Regions from separate parts of the Homo sapiens genome. Here region 2 is linked to region 1. A link is an interaction called in ENCODE POLR2A ChIA-PET data of the cell type or tissue named here. Cell type or tissue: Panc1. All regions are shown on one strand.

The links. Peaks named below come from ENCODE experiments on the same cell type or tissue, not always from the same donor. Only the 100,000 strongest peaks of a DNase experiment are listed, where the experiment ranks them.
Region 2: POLR2A ChIA-PET joins it to region 1 with 6 read pairs; 8 of 35 experiments call an interaction of 5 or more read pairs at or near these places.

The regions. Positions count from the first base shown.
Region 1 is chr21:36,256,046-36,264,045 of GRCh38, forward strand. It overlaps DOP1B (DOP1 leucine zipper like protein B), which reads left to right. Exons shown (of 37, transcript NM_001320714.2): 24 at 4,632-4,687; 25 at 7,501-7,605; 26 at 7,703-7,769. LOC124905072 (small nucleolar RNA U13) reads right to left here and starts at 2,486; the gene lies at 2,381-2,486. In Panc1, a CTCF peak has its summit at 4,629; a DNase peak (open chromatin) is centred at 4,626; H3K4me3 peaks cover 545 bases; H3K27ac peaks cover 728 bases.
Region 2 is chr21:36,340,821-36,348,820 of GRCh38, forward strand. MORC3 (MORC family CW-type zinc finger 3) reads left to right here. Exons shown (of 17, transcript NM_015358.3): 6 at 579-726; 7 at 3,759-3,887; 8 at 4,092-4,211. Among named protein-coding and RNA genes, the nearest start is that of MORC3, 25 kb to the left of the region's middle. In Panc1, no CTCF peak of the experiment used is centred here; no DNase peak of the experiment used is centred here.

The DNA of each region.
Region 1 (8,000 bases):
CAGAGCTGTTTTGCTCTTAATTAACTAATTTAATAAAAACCAGGGATTTATTTCAATCTTGAAATAATTGCCTTCTGTCGAACAGTTTAAAATCATACAGTTAGCAAAAATTTAAGAATAATCTAAATGAAAATTAGGGGGGCCGGGCATGGTGGCTCATGCCTGTAGTCCTAGCACTTTAGTCCAGGAGTTCGAGACCAGCCTGGGCAATGTAGGGAGACATCATCTCTACAGTAAATTTAAAAATTAGCTGGGTGTGGTAGTGCACACCTGTAGTCCCAGCCACTTGGGAGGCTGAGACAGGAGGATCAGTTGAGCACAGGAGTTCGAGGTTGCAGTGAGCTATGATTGAGCCACTGCACTCCAGCCTGGGTGACAGAGTGAGACCCTGTCCAAAAAAAAGAAAATTCGTGCAATGGAAAAAGTGATTATTAAAAAATATAGCTATACTTGAACAGGTGTTTGTGTACCGATGTTCATAGCAGCATTATTCACAGCAGCCAAAAGGTGGACGCAATCCCTGTGTGTCTCAGTGGGTGTGCGGATAACAAAGTGAGATCTGTGCGTGCAGCGCGTTAGTACTCAGCCTCGAGAGGAATGAAATTCTGACACGTGCTACACAACATGGATGTCAGATCCTCAACATGGATGAACCTTGAAGACATTAAGTTGAATGAAATAAGCCAGTCACAAGAGGACTAACACAGTTCTATATCTGGAAAAAAAAAAACAACTGTGTCCTCACTCAACAACATAACAATCAACACAGAAGACTTCTCTTACCCCAAATATGCGGGGAGTTCTCCCCACCAGCAAGCAAGCAATTGATTCCGCAGTGGACACCAGTTGGGTGTCCTCCAATTCAATTCCTACTCTATCTGCTTGGAGATAGTGTCAGATCCCACAGGGTGAGGGCTCAGTCCCCAAGAGCACCCTTCACTTCAGACACCAGTCACAAGTCTGGGCCTCTGGAACTTCTGACTGACTAGCTTCAAGTTGGGATTCCCACGAACCCCCTCTTTGGGTTCAGTTAATTTGTCAGAGCAGCTCCCAGAACTCCAGAAACACGTTTACTGGTTTATTATAAAGGCTACTACTGAGGATACAAATGAAGGGATGCGTAGGGCAAGGTATGGGGGAAGAGGTGCAGAGCTCCTGTGCCCTCCGTGGGCACAGAACCTTCATGTGCTCTGCTCTCTGGAAGCTCACCAAACCCAGTCCTCTTGGGCCTTTTATGGAAACTTCATTGGATGGGTATGACTAAAGCATGGACAACCGTGTCGAAGTGTGATTGGACAAAAAGAGTGTGATCTAATACTTAATACAGTGACTGGGGAAACCTAGCAGGGCCTGCCTGTTCAGATTCTTCTTGGCCTGTCTGCACAGCACTGCTTCCTCCAGGGTGTGGGACAGGACCCTCTCCAGAATGAGGGTCTTATGAACCGTAGTCAGATTAGAGTCCTGCCTTGGGGCAGGTCAAAGGAGGGCAGGAGTTATGAACCAAGAACTGCAGACAAACACGTAAAAACATAGGTTGATACGTAGATAGATGATAGATAGATAGATAGATAGATAGATAGATAGATAGATAGATAGAAGTAGTTAGGTAAATAGATAGATGTAGGTAGGTAGGTAGATGTAGGTAGGTAGGTAGAGAGATGGATGTAGGTAGGTAGGTAGGTAGATAGATGTAGGTAGGTAGGTAGATGTAGGTAGGTAGGTAGAGAGATGTAGGTAGGTAGGTAGGTAGATGTAGGGTAGGTATGTAGATAGATGTAGGTAGGTAGGTAGATGTAGATAGGTAGGTAGGTAGAGAGATAGATGTAGGTAGATGTAGTTAGGTAGGTAGGTAGATGTAGGTAGGTAGATAGATGTAGGTACGTAGGTAGATAGGGAGATAGATGTAGGTAGATGTAGGTAGGTAGGTAGATGTAGGTAGGTAGGTAGATGTAGGTAGGTAGGTAGATAGGTAGAGAGATAGATGTAGTTAGATGTAGGTAGGTAGATAGATGTAGGTAGGTAGGTAGATGTAGGTAGATAGATAGATAGATGTAGGTAGGTAGATAGATATTATGATTTTAGAGTGTTAAAGGGTGGCTCACTCCTGTAATCCCAGCACTTTGGGAAGCCGAAGCAGGGGGATTGCTTGAGCCCAGAAGTTTAAGACCAGCCTGGGCAACAAAGTAAAACCTTGACTCTAAAAAGAAAAAAAAAATTAGCCAGGCATGGTATGCACCTGTAGCCTCAGCTACTTGGGAGGCTGAGGTGGGAGAATCACTTGAGCCAGGGAAGTTGAAGCTGCATTGAGTCAAGATCACGCCACTGCACTCCAGTACAGAGCAAGACCCTGTCTGAAAACAAAAGAAAGACTTTTTTTTTTTTTCACATCAGACAATGTGCCGACCATTGTAACAAAGTTTGAGGGTGGCACATATCACGCATGTGCGTGAACACCCAATCATCACACTAATGAACTGCAGATGAATCGGAAGACTTTTTTTTCAGCCATTTTTTTCAGCCTCACATATGACACGGGGCAGCCCCCTATAGAAATGTCCAGGCCCCGAGGGCCTGGCCGTTGGGCGTCACCCAGTCAGTTATCCTCCAGCTCCTGGTCTCTTCCTTCGTTCCAGTGTTAATCGACAATGCTCTATGTGCACTGAGTGGTGTCGTGGAGGCTAAATAGTGGAAAAAGCAATTCCTGCCCTCAGTCCTCCTATATTCTAGGTTGGCAAAGAAGAGAGAAGAGAAGAGAAGCCATCCTAAAAAATAACAGCACTGCGAGGCCAGGTTATGGAGCGAGCTCAGTCAGTGCTTAAGGCTTCGAATGTAAAAGGACCCGGATGACTTCCACAGTATTTCTTGGGGATCTGGCCCAGGTCTCCCAATCTTCCAAGAACGTATGGTCATCCTGTTGCCTTTCACTGTTTTTTTTTTTTTTTTTTTTTGAGACGAAGTCTTGCTCTGTCGCCCAGGCTGGCGCAATCTCGGCTCACTGCAAGCTCCACCTCCCAGGTTCATGCCATTCTCCTGCCTCAGCCTCCCTAGTAGCTGGGACTACAGTCGCCCGCCACCACGCCCGGCTAATTTTTTGTATTTTTAGTAGAGACAGGGTTTCACCGTGTTAGCTAGGATGGTCTCGATCTCCTGACCACGTGATCCACCCGCCTCGGCTTCCCAAAGTGCTGGGATTACAGGCGTGAGCCACTGCGCCCGGGCTTTTTTTTTTTTTTCTTTTTTTTTGAGATGGAGTCTCGCTCTGTTGCCTAGCCTAGAGTGCAGTGGCGTGATCTTGGTTCACTGCAACCTCTGCCTCCTGGGTTCAAGCAATTGTCCTGCCTCTGCCTCCTGAGTAGCTGGGATTACAGGCTTGCGCCACCATGCCCAGTTAATTTTTTTGTATTTTTAGTAGAGATGGGGTTTTGCCATGTTGGCCACGCTGGTCTTGAATGCCTGACCTCAAGTGATCCACCCGCCTTGGCTTCCCAAACTTCCGGGATTATAGGTGTGAGCCACCGTGCCTGGCCTCCTTTCATTCTTGTCCATAAATGTTAGGAGTGGGAATGGTGCTCCACAGGGCGGTCTGTGCTGCTGCAGGCTTGGTCGCCGTAGAACCAAGGGGTTCTTCGAGGTCCTGAAGACAGCTCTGCAGAGGCTATGACAGCCAGAGCGAGTGTGTTTAGGTTGTATTCCTTCACATTACTTGAATTTCTACAAATACCTGCAATTTCTAGTCTTTCCTGGGCTATAAAGGAACCGGATTTTATCTAGCTGACTGATTTTTGGCGGTTCAAATAACAAAACTACATTTTGTGGTTAGTTTAGTTAATTAATAGCTGCAAATAGCTTTTTACAAGCAAGGAGGGGGTAAAATATGTGTTTTAGAACTTGTTTCCAAGTAGTTCCAGCCACAGGGTTTTTGGGGAAGCTGTCTGAGCTGGGCTTGGAGTCATCTTCTAAACTAAGAACTAGAATTTTTTGGCCGGGTGCGGTGGTTCTACTTGGGAGGCTGAGGCACGAGGATCGCTTGAACCTGGGAAGCGGAGGTTGCAGTGAGCTGAGATTGCACCAGTGTACTCCAGCCTGGGCAACAGAGCAAGACTCTTGTAAAAAGAAAAAAAAAAAAGGAAAGAAGGAATGCAAAGAAAGAAAAAGGAAAGGGAAGGGAAGGGGGAAGGGAAGGGGAAGGGAAGGGAGGAAGGGAGGGAGGAAGGAAGGAAGGAAAGAAAGAAAGAAAGAAAGAAAGAAAGAAGAATTAGAATTTTTTCTTGCCTCTTGGTAATCATATGCATTCACTGGAGTCAACACTGGCCCTAGCTTTCTGTTTGGGAAGTTCGGTTACAGTGCCAATTTTCCCGAAATGCCTGTTGACGCCTGGAATGTAAAGTAGGTGCACAGGGTGGGAGATCACTGTAGAAGTCTAAGGGGATGTGAATGATTTGGGGACTCATAGGACACACTTGTTTTAATTGTACATGATGGGCACTATCATGTCTGTTGTTATATCTGAAAGATTCTTTAGTCAAAAACCTTTGCTTTGTTAGGCTATAGATCTGTTTCATTTTGTATCTGAATTCTTTTAGCCTTATTTCCCACCAACTCGGAGTAATTGGTTTTACTTTCATTTTCAGAAATCGCCCCTAGTGGACATTCCTGTGTTGCAGTTTTGCTATGCTTTTCTCCAAAGGTAATACAGTCCCCCGTCCTCCAAAAACTTCCTTAAATACAGATGCTATTGCAGTGAGCATGCATAATAAATATCTGGTTTTATTTCTAGACTACTAGAGAGCCATTGTTCAGAAAATATCTTAAAGTTGTCATAATTTCTTCCCAAGGTATTGATCTATGCTTTTCCTTCTCCAGAGAGTTAACATCTTAAAATCTGTGCAGCGTACTTTGAACACTTTATATGAGCGAAGCTTTATGTGAGGCCTGTTAAACTTTAAAAGGCTTGGATTTGCATTAAATTGATACAGAAAAAGAAAAAAACCACATATAGGGAAGTGTTAAAGACCTCTTTTAGAAAAAGGAGAAATGGGCCAGGCGCGGTGGCTCACACCTGCAATCCCAGCACTTTGGGAGGTGGAGGCAGGCGGATCACTTGAGGCCAGGAGTTTGAGACCAGCCTAGTCAACATGGTGAAACCCTATCTCTACTAAAAATACAAAAATTAGTCCGGCATGGTGGCGTGCGCCTGTAATCCCAGCTACTCGGGAGGCTGAGGCAGGAGAATTGCATGAACCCAGGAGGCGGAGGTTGCAGCGAGCCAAGACCTCACCACTGCTCTCCAGCCTGGGTGACAGAGCAAGGCTCTGTCTCAAAAAAAAAAAAAAAAAAAAGGCAAAATGATTGTTTCTGGTGGCGTTCTCAGTGTGCCTTCCCATGTTTTATGTGGAGAGGTATCTGCTTTGATTTGCTAAGTTAATATATGTATTAGGTGTCTCAGCTAAGAGAGCATTAAAGGGGATTCCGCAGGTTTTTCCCCATGGATGAAAAAGAAGCTTTACTGGACCTCATTCAGATCTTACAATGGCTGCATCCCAGGTGCAGCTCTGTGTTGCAGAAAATGAGGGTGAGGTGGCTGGGTGCGGTGGCTCAACGCCTGTAATCCCAGCACTTTGGGAGGCTAGAGTGGGTGAGTCACTTGAGGCCAGGAGTTTGAGACCAGCCTGGCCAACGTGGTAAAACCCTATGTCTACTAAAACTACAAAAAATTAGCCAGGGCTTGGTGGCAGCATGCCTGTAGTCCCAGCTACTCGGGAAGCTGAGGCAGGTGAATCACTTGAACCCAGGAGGCAGAGGTTGCAGTGAGCTGAGATCACACCACTGCACTCCAGGCTGGGGGACAGAATGAGACTCTATCTCAAAAAGGAAAAAAAATGGGGGTGGGAAGGGTATAGACCACTTCTCAGGGAAGCCTCACTATGCCTACATAGCCATCAGGAGTCTCACTGTAAATAACTCCAACAACCAGGCACAGGCTCCTTGATTCACACAGTTAACATTACATAGTTATTCCCACTCACCACATTCTGAAGTTGCAGGACGGTAAATTGAGGCCTCCTGGTAGATGACCAGGGTGGGGTTAAATTCAGACCACTTCCCTTGTGAGCATCATTGTTGTTCTTTCCTCCAGGAGTTAAAGATGAGCCGGTCACTTCCCTCCTGTGACAGCGAATATATATTGCGTTGCTGGCGAATGTTGAGTGTAGTGGCCTGAGGGACAGCTGAGCTTTCCCAGGAGCTGCAGGTTAGATTTGGTCATCCTCCTTTTGCAGAGGAGAAACCGCCTAGGTCACACAATAGGTAGTAAGTTGGAGAACCAGGACTTGGACCTGGGACACTCTGACTGTAGTCTGAGCTTTCACTGCCTGGACTGTGCTTCCTCGCTTTGGAGCGGTGATCTCAGAATCCTCATCCTGAGAGCTACAGAGCGGGGTAGGCCAGTTTCCTGGTGAGTGTCCTGGGACCTAATGCTTTGCAGCCTTCTGACAGGTGATGCTGTGTTACCAGCCACTTCAGGGAAGCAGAATATTAGCACTAGAAAGGCCTGAGAGATCAGCCGGGCACGGTGGCTCACGCTTGTAATCCCAGCACTTTGGGTGACCGAGGCAAGTGGATTTACTTGAGGCCAGGAGTTCAAGACCAGCCTGGCCAACATGGTGAAACCCTACTAATCTCTACTAAAAATACAAAAAATTAGCCCAGTGTGTTGGCCCGCGCCTATACTCCCAGCTTGGGAGGCTGAAGAACGAGAATCGCTTAAACCCGGGGGGCAGAGGTTGCAGTGAGCTCAGATCGTGCCACTGCACTCCAGCCTGGGTGACAGAGCAAGACTCTATCTTAAAAAACAATAATAAAATAAATAAATAAATAAATAAAATAAAATAAAATAAAATAGAAGAAAGGCCGGGCGCAGTGGCTCACGCCTGTAATCCCAGCACTTTGGGAGGCCGAGGCGGGTGGATCACCTGAGGTCGGGAGTTCGAGATCAGCCTGGGCAACACGGTGAAACCCCGTCGCTACTAAAAATACAAAATTAGCCGAGCGTGGTGGCACATGCCTGTAATCCCAGCTATTCGGGAGGCTGAGGCAGGAGAATCGCTTGAACCTGGGAGGCGAAGGATGCAGTGAGCCGAGATCACGCCATTGCACTCCAGCCTGGGCAACAAAAGTAAATCTCCGTCTCACCAAAAAAAAAAAAAAAAAGGCCTGAGAGGTCAAGGTCGATCATCTAATTTAAGGCTTTTATTTTAGAGACAAAGAAACCAGGAGTATCTCACCTGCCAGCAGTAGGATTTCAGGTTCTCAAACTCCAAGTGTTTGCCAGAATACCAAAGTTTAGCTCATGTACATTGTAAGTTTTTAAAAAGAAAAAGGTCAGTGAGGTATGCTGTTTACCCTTTGCTTTCCAACTGCCAGGATCTTAAATATGCTTATAAATAAATGTATTTTGACTTGTTCGTGGTTGAGTATTTTTCCTATCTTTTAAAAAAACAGGCTCCCAGTACCAGCCTTGCAAGAGAACTTTTCTTCACTGTTGGGAGTATTGAAAGAGTCTGTACAGTTGAATCTAGCCCCACCTGGGTATTTTCTGCTTCTCAGGTATCATGTCACCACATTGTCATTGTGTAATATTTTCTCTTGGCACATATTTTATTTCTGCAGCATTTTTAATCTGAAGCTGATTGTCTCCCAACAGCATGCTGAATGACTTTGTAACAAGAACTCCCAACCTGGAAAACAAGAAGGACCAAAAAGACCTGCAGGTTTGTATATGAAAGAGGTTCAGCCAAATGATATTACCCCAGCAGTGCTGTCCTCCTTTGGGGGATATCAGATAGCAGGTAGACAAGAGACATTGGACAGAATCTGAGGTTAGCTTTGCACTTGTTCTCAAGTCTTACTTCTGCCATCACTGTCTCTAGAGAGTTCGGACAGTCCCGGGGCCCGGGTTTTCTGATGAAGGTTCTTGTGTAATGCTTGAGCAATCGATTGTG
Region 2 (8,000 bases), 85 kb after region 1:
GAGACAGGGTTTTGCCATATTGACCAGGCTGGTCTTGAACTTCTGACCTCAGGTGATCCACATGCCTCAGCCTCCCAAAGTGGTAGGATTACAGGCGTGAGCCACTGCACCCAGCCAGTTTGCACTTTTTTCTTGCTGAGTAGTGTTTCATTGTATGTATGGAACCCAGTGTGTTTACCTATTCAAGACATCTAGGTTTGTAGTTTTGGGATATTACAAATAAAGCTGTAAACATTTGTGTACACAGTTTTGTGGGAATATAGTCTTCATTTTTCTGAAATAAATATCTAGAAGTGTAATTGCTGTATCATATAGTACTTGCATTTTATTTTCTAAGAAATGCCAGACTGTTTTCCTGAGTGTTTTCCTACCAGCAGTGTATGAGTGTTACAGTTTCTCCACATCATCCAGGATCCGTTTTCTTTCTTTTTCTCTTGCCTTTGCACCCCCAACCCCCCACTGACGTGCACCATGTGTAGGTTTATTTATTTGCTTACCTTTTTAATGACTTACAGTGTTTGCTGGCTTATCTTGCTGTGAAGTTAAATTTTGGTTCTTTCTAAAAATTATTTTTACAGCTACAAAAATGCAACAGAGTTCGATTTTGAAAAGGATAAATATGATATCAGAATTCCCGAGGATTTAGATGAGATAACAGGGAAGAAGGGGTACAAGAAGCAGGAAAGGATGGACCAGATTGCCCCTGAGAGTGACTATTCCCTGAGGGTATGTATTCAGCTCTCTTTGTGGAAGTGAGAAAATCATTGAATGCTGGTAGTATTAGGAGAGGTCATGTTACCTGCTTGTGATAGAAAGGCTGCCAGTGCTCTCTAAATGAAAGTATCTCAGACATGATTTTCCCTGGCCCACTCAGCCTGGGCAACAGAGTGAGGCTGTATCACACACACACACAAATTTAGTTAAACTTTTCATTAGCACACTGGTTGATTTATTTGTTTGGAAACCCTTTTTAAATTATGAAGTCGTCAGGCCTAACAATGCTTGTAGTTTTTACTATATGCTGACATTATTATCTTATTAGAATCAATATATTAGTCAGTATATGGTGGCCAGACTAATTCAAAAAACAACAAATTCAAAGTCTTATTAAATTTTAACGTATTTGCCCGTGCACGGTGGTTCACACCTGTAATCCCAGCACTTTGGGAGGCCAAGGTGGGTGGATCACAAGGTCAGGAGTTCAAGACCAGCCTGGCCAAGATGGTCTTGAACTCCGTCTCTACTAAAAATGCAAAAATTAGTTGGGCACGGTGGCAGGCACCTGTAATCCCAGCTACTCGGGAGGCTGAGGCAGGAGAGTCGCTTGAACCTGCAGGTGGGGCAGTGCGGTTCACGGAGGTTGCAGTGAGCGGAGATTGTACCACTGCACTCCAGCCTAGGTGACAGAGTGAGACGCCATCACACACACACAAAAAATTTAACGTATTCTAGAATACATACCTTAATTGTCCTCCTAAAGCAATAAATTATAGACTATAGTTAGATAAGGTACATTAATATAATTTTGTGATAAATGCCTCTAGGATTTTCCCTTTAGAAATGAGGTTTTTGTTTTTTTGTTTTTCTTTTTGGAGATTAGGTCTTTGGGTGTCACTCTCTCACCCAGGCTGGAGTGCAGCGGTGAGATCTCAGCTCACTGCAGCCTCTGCCTCCTGGCCCCAAGCAATCCTTCCACCTCAGCCTCCTGAGTAGCTGGGACTGCAGGCGTGTGCCACCACACCCGGCTATTTTTTTGTATTTTTGGTAGAGACGATGTTTCACCAAGTTGTCCAGGCTGATCTCAAACTCTTGGTCTCAAGTGATCCACCTGCCTCAGCCTCCCAAAGTGCTGGGATTACAGGTGTGAGCCTCTGCACCTGGTCAAAATGAGTATCTGTTTAAGATTAAAAGAAATGGGCTAGGCACAGTGGCTCACACATGTAATCCCAGCACTTTGTGAGGCAGAGACGGGTGGATCACCTGAGGTCAGGAGTTGGAGACCAGCCTGGCCAACATGGTGAAATCCTGTCTCTACTAAAAATAGAAAAATTAGCTGGGCACGGTTGCGGGAGCCTGTGATCCCAGCGGCTTGGGAGGCTGAGGCAGGAGAATCCCTTGAACCCGGCAGGCAGAGGTTGTGGTGAGCCAAGACCGCACCATTACACTCCAGCCTGGGCAACAAGAGTGAAACTCTGTCTCAAAAAATAAAAATAAAAAAAAGATTGGAGAAATTAATATCTTGATATAATAATGTCGATAAATTAATATCAAGGTTTTTTTGTTTGTTTGTTTGAGACGGAGTTTTGTTCTTGTTGCCCAGGCTGGAGTGCAATGGCATGATCTTGGCTCACCACAGCCTCCACCTCCTGGGTTCAAGGGATTCTTCTGCCACAGCCTCCCAACTAGCTGGGATTACAGGCATGCGCCACCATGCCCGGCTAATTTTGCATTTTTAGTAGAGACAAGGTTTCACCATGTTGGCCAGACTGGTCTCGAACTCCCGACCTCAGTGATCTGCCTGCCTCGGCCTCACAAAGTGTTGGGATTACAGGTGTGAACCACCGTGCCCGGCCAATATCAAGTTTTTTAGTTGTTTTGATAAGACATGTGATACTAACTTTTTGCTTTCTTTTTTTTTTTTTTTTTGAGACAGAGTCTCACTCTGTTGCCTAGGCTGGAGTGCAGTGGCGTGATCTCGGCTCACCACAACCTCCGGCTCCTGGGTTCAAGCGATTCTTCTGGCACAGCCTCCTGAGTAGCCAGGACTACAAGCATGCACTACCCTGCCTGGCTAATTTTTGTATTTTTAGTAGAGACAGGGTTTCACTATGTTAGCCAGGCTTCTCTTGAACTCCTGACCTCGTGATCCGCCCGCCTCGGCCTCCCAAAGTGCTGGGATTACAGGAATGAGCCACCTTGCCTAGCCACTTTTTGCTTTATTTCTTGTGTTGATATTATTCTTTAATCCCAAGCTGTGGATGTATTTGTCATTTACAGATTTTTCATGTAATTTTTGCTAAGGTCTTAGCAATTACATTATTAGTAATAGTAATAGTAAATAGTAGTATTACTATTTACTAAAATAGTAAATAGCAGATATTTACTGTTCCTTGATGTATCCTAATGTGTTCCTAGTGTTGAAAAAGTCTTATTCAAGTATGAAACAGGTTCAGAGGCAGCCAGAGAAGATGGTATGGTTTTAGTACACTACAAAATACAGTGTTTTTTAAATGACGCAAAGCACCACTTCTTTTGAAATCAAGAGTCAGGAAAAGTAGGAGAAGCTTTTAAGTTTTAGTTTTGTGTTGAATCTTTTTTTTTTGAGGTGGGGGGGTCTCCCTCTGTCCCCCACACTGGAGTGCAGTGGTGTGATCTCGGCTCACTGCAGCCTCCGCCTCCATACTTGACAGAAAAATCAGAAAATGTACCTTTTTGTACATATATACATTTTTTAAAATTAAAATGTGATCATACCATACGTGCTGTTTTGTAATCTTTTTCACTTAGTAATAAATATATCAGCATCTATATAGATCAGTTGATTGTATTCTGCAAGTCATTTTTACTGGCTGCGGTATATTGAGCTTATTTTTAATGAAAAATAACCAAATCAGAATAACATACAGCTTTATAGCCTATTTTATTGAAGAGTTAATTGATCTTTTATCAAGTTAATAGGAGAGCTTCTGTGTAAATCCATGTCTAAGTAATGGTGAGCAAACCTGTAGATACTAACTTCTTGTTATGTTATTTTCCAGGCTTATTGCAGTATATTATATCTAAAGCCAAGAATGCAGATCATCCTACGTGGACAGAAAGTGAAGACACAGCTGGTTTCGAAGAGTCTTGCCTACATCGAACGTGATGTTTATCGACCAAAATTTTTAGTATCCTTTTTCTGATTCCTTATAGAGATATGTTAGTCAGGTGTATTCTCTTTTGCCCCTTTCCCCTTATATGCTGATAGGGATTCTAGTCTGCTCTAGCTTTGCCCTCCTTTGTGTGCTTTTGGACTTACCAAATAATGAAATAGAAAGGATGATTTGAACTGAGTGAGGTGTTGTGTTCAAAATTTACCTTAATATTTTAAGTCTAAAACAGTGAGAATTACCTTTGGATTCAACTGCAGAAATAAAGATCATTATGGGATAATGATGTATCACAGAAATAGACTCATCAAAGCTTATGAAAAAGTTGGATGTCAGTTAAGGGTAAGCTTTATTTTTTATTTGAAAAGAAAATGTCTATTTTCCACAAAAGTTAGGATAATATATGCTCTTGAGTCAAATGTTAAATAATTTTATTGTACCTTTTGCCTATAGCTTTTTAATGTAAATTTGTAAAAAATAACACTGTGGTATTTGAACTTTTATTAACTCCCCTCCCCTCCCCTCCCTTCCCCTCCCCTGCCCTGCCCTCTCCTTTCCTTTCCCTTCCTTTTTTTTGAGACGGAGTCTGAGTCTTGCCCAGGCTTCAGTGCAGTGGCACAATCTTGGCTAAACTCACTGCCATATTCACCTTCTGGGTTCAAGTGATTCTGCTGCCTCAGCCTCCCAAGTAGCTGGGACTACAGGTGCATGCCACCACGCCTGGTTTTTTTTGTTTTTTGTTTTTTTTTTGAGACAGAGCCTTGCTCTGTCGCCCAGGCTGGAGTGCAGTGGCGATATCTCGGCTCACTGCAGCCTCTGCCTTCTGGGTTCAAGCAATTCTCCTGCCTCAGCCTTCCAAGTAGCTGGGACTACAGGCACGTGCCGCCACGCCTGGCTAATTTTTGTATTTTTAGTAGAGGTGAGGTTTCAGTGTGTCAGCCAGCATGGTCTTGATCTCCTGACCTGGTGATCTGCCTGCCTCAGCCTCCCAAAGTTCTGGGATTACAAGCGTGTGCCACCGCACTCGGCCAGTTGTTTTGTATTTTTAGTAGAGACGAGGTTTCACCGTGTTGTCCAGGCTTGTCCCAAACTCCTGACCTCAGGTGATCCACCCGCCTCGGTCTCCCAAAGTGCTGGGATTACAGGTGTGAGCCACCGCGCCCGGCTTTATTTTTATTTTTTGAGAGACTCTACCTGGCTGGAGTGCAGTGGCGCAATTTTGGCTCACTGCAGCCTCTGACTCCCAGGTTCAAGTGATCCTCGCACCTTAGCCTCCTGAGTAGCTGTGACTACAGGTGCATGCCAGCACCTTAATTTCTTTTATTTATTTATTTGTTTGTTTATTTTTTGAGATGGAGTCTCACTCTGTCACCCAGGCTGGAGTGCAGTGGTGTGATCTCAGCTCACTGCAACCTCCACCTCCCTGGTTCAAGCGATTCTCGGGCCTTAGCCTCCCAAGTAGCTGGGACTACTGGCGTGTGCCGCTATGCCAGGCCAAATTTTGTATTTTTAGTAGAGACGGCTTTACCATGTTGACCAGGCTGGCCTCAAACTCCTGAACTCAAGTGATCCACCCACGTCGGCTTCTCAGCGTGCTCAGATTACAGGCCTGAGGCAATGCGCTCGGCCTAGTATATTAATTTTGTATTTGATCCTGAACAGCCCTGAGGTGGGGACAGAATATTTCTTTTATCCCTATTTTATGCATAAGGAAGTTGGGGACCAGACACAGTGGCTCATTCCTGTAATCCTAGTGCTTCGTGTGGCTGAGGTAGGAGGATTGCTTGAGGCCAGTGCTTCAAGACCAGCTTGGGCAACATACCAAGTCTCTACCTCAGCTGAGTACGGTGCCTTACACCTGTAATCCCAGCATATTTGAGAGGTCTGGGCCGGGGGATTGCTTGAGCCCAGGAGTTCAAGACCAGCCTGGGCAATGGGGCAAAACCCTGTCTGTACAAAAAAATACAAAAATTAGCTGGGCCTGGTGGTGCATGCCTGTGGTCCCAGCTACCAGGAGGCTGAGGTGGGAGGATTGCTTGAGCCCAAGAAGTTGAGGCTGTAGTGAGCCAAAATTGTGCCTCTGCTTTTCAGTCTAGGCAACAGGGTGAGGTCCTATCTCAAACAAACAAACAAACAAAAATCGTCTCTACAAAACAATAAAAACAAATTAGCCAGGTGTGGTTGTACGTCCTTGTAGTCTTAGTTATTTGGGAGGCTGAGGTGGGAGAGTGCTTGAGCCCTGGAGTTTGAGGCTACACTGAGCTATGATTTTTGCCCCTGTACTCCAGCCTGGGCAACAGAGTGAGACCCTGTCTCTTAAAAAAAAAAAAAAAAAAACAAAGAAATTGGGGCAAATAACAAATAGATGAAGCAAGTTGCTTAAGACATAACAGCGTGGATCTCAGACACAAACACATCATTTGACTGCATTTGGATATGGATCCATTGCATATTTTTAAGATTTTGGTGATAATTCTTTGTCTTAACTTTATTCTGAGTTTTTTGTAGAATGATGTGAGATCTACACAGTATACCAATGCAGATTCACCTTGAATACCACTTAACAGGGGTTCTGACTCTGCTTCACCTACTTTACATGGCATGAGCCCAAATATAGCATATTTGCAGAAGTAAATGAACTTTATGTCTACCACAGAATGTAAATTTTTTTCTTTTTATCACCTATGAATCTGACTTAACCAAGATATATAGCCCATTTTCCCAACCGAGTTAAATTTGTACTGTACATATTTCCTAGTTAAGCTCGACCTTGTAAAGATAGGCTGTTACAGCTAAATTACAATGTTTATCTTTACCAGATGATGGACTGGGCCTAGTATTTGCATTCTGTGGATTCGGTAAACATTAAATAAGTATCAGATACCCATTGTGATTTGCTGTGCTGGGTGCTCAGCATAAAAAGTTGGTAAAATACAGAGCATGCCCTCAAAGCTCAGTTTTGTGAGGGGACTGTGGAACATCCTTGGAAGCATCAGAAAAGGCTTCTTAGAGAAAGTGTTGATTGAAATGAGTCTCAGTTGATTTCACTGTGCTGCAAAGTCTGGAAGGGCTTTCCAGGCAGAGACAACATGTGCAAAGGCAGAGAAAGAGGCTTCTGAGAGTATGACATCATAAAGGGAGTAATTTGATGTGGCTGGACCATATTTTAAGTGGAGAACAGAGGAATGAGAGAGACAGGATAAGGCTGGAAGGAAGATGGATAAGAACCACAAATTGAAGGATATTGTTATTACTGTAGTTTAAAAATAGTCTGAAATGGTGAACCTGATGGTTTTTAATAGAGCAGAATTAGGATTAGTTGTATGGTTTGGTCTATAGTTGGGTTTATAAAAATTTTCATTTTATGAGTTACACATTTTACTTTTTTCTTCATAGACTAAGAAGTATAGCTACAATCATGAACAAAATATACTTGTTAGTCACACGTAGATAATCAGAAGATGACTCATATACTTTGAGTTCAACATTTTAGCTAGCAGATTTAAAAAATAACTAATTTAACCAACCTAGATTTTTACTTCATTGTTAGCAACTGGATACCTAACTTTGGGTAAATGACTTTAACTTTTATCTCACAAACGTATGGAATATTGCCTTTCAGAGCCTTTGCTAGTCACTACAAGATCAGGATGAATTATTTGTGGTTTCTGTTCTCTAAGAAATTGTATCCTAGTAGAGGTAGTCCTCTTTTCTTTTCTTTTTTTGTCTTTTTGAAAGATGGAGTTTTACTCTTGTTGCCCAGGCTGGAGTGCAATGGCACGATCTCAGCTCACTGCAACCTCCGCCTGCCAGGTTGAAGCAATTCTCCTGCCTCAGCCTCCTGAGTAGCTGGGATTACAGGTGCATGCCACCACACCCGGCTAATTTTTTGTATTTTTAGTAGAGATGGGATTTCACCATGTTGGCCAGGCTGTTCTTGAACTCCTGACCTCAGGTGATCTGCCCACCTCGGCTTCCCAAAGTGTTGGGATTACAGGCGTGAGCCATCGCCCCTGGCAGGTAGTCCTTTTTCTCTTGTATAACATTGGGGATGTTAATACTTGTCTAAATGGATACTTGTCAACAATCAAAGGGTTTTTGAGGAAGGCTCTAGTGTATTTAGAAATTAAC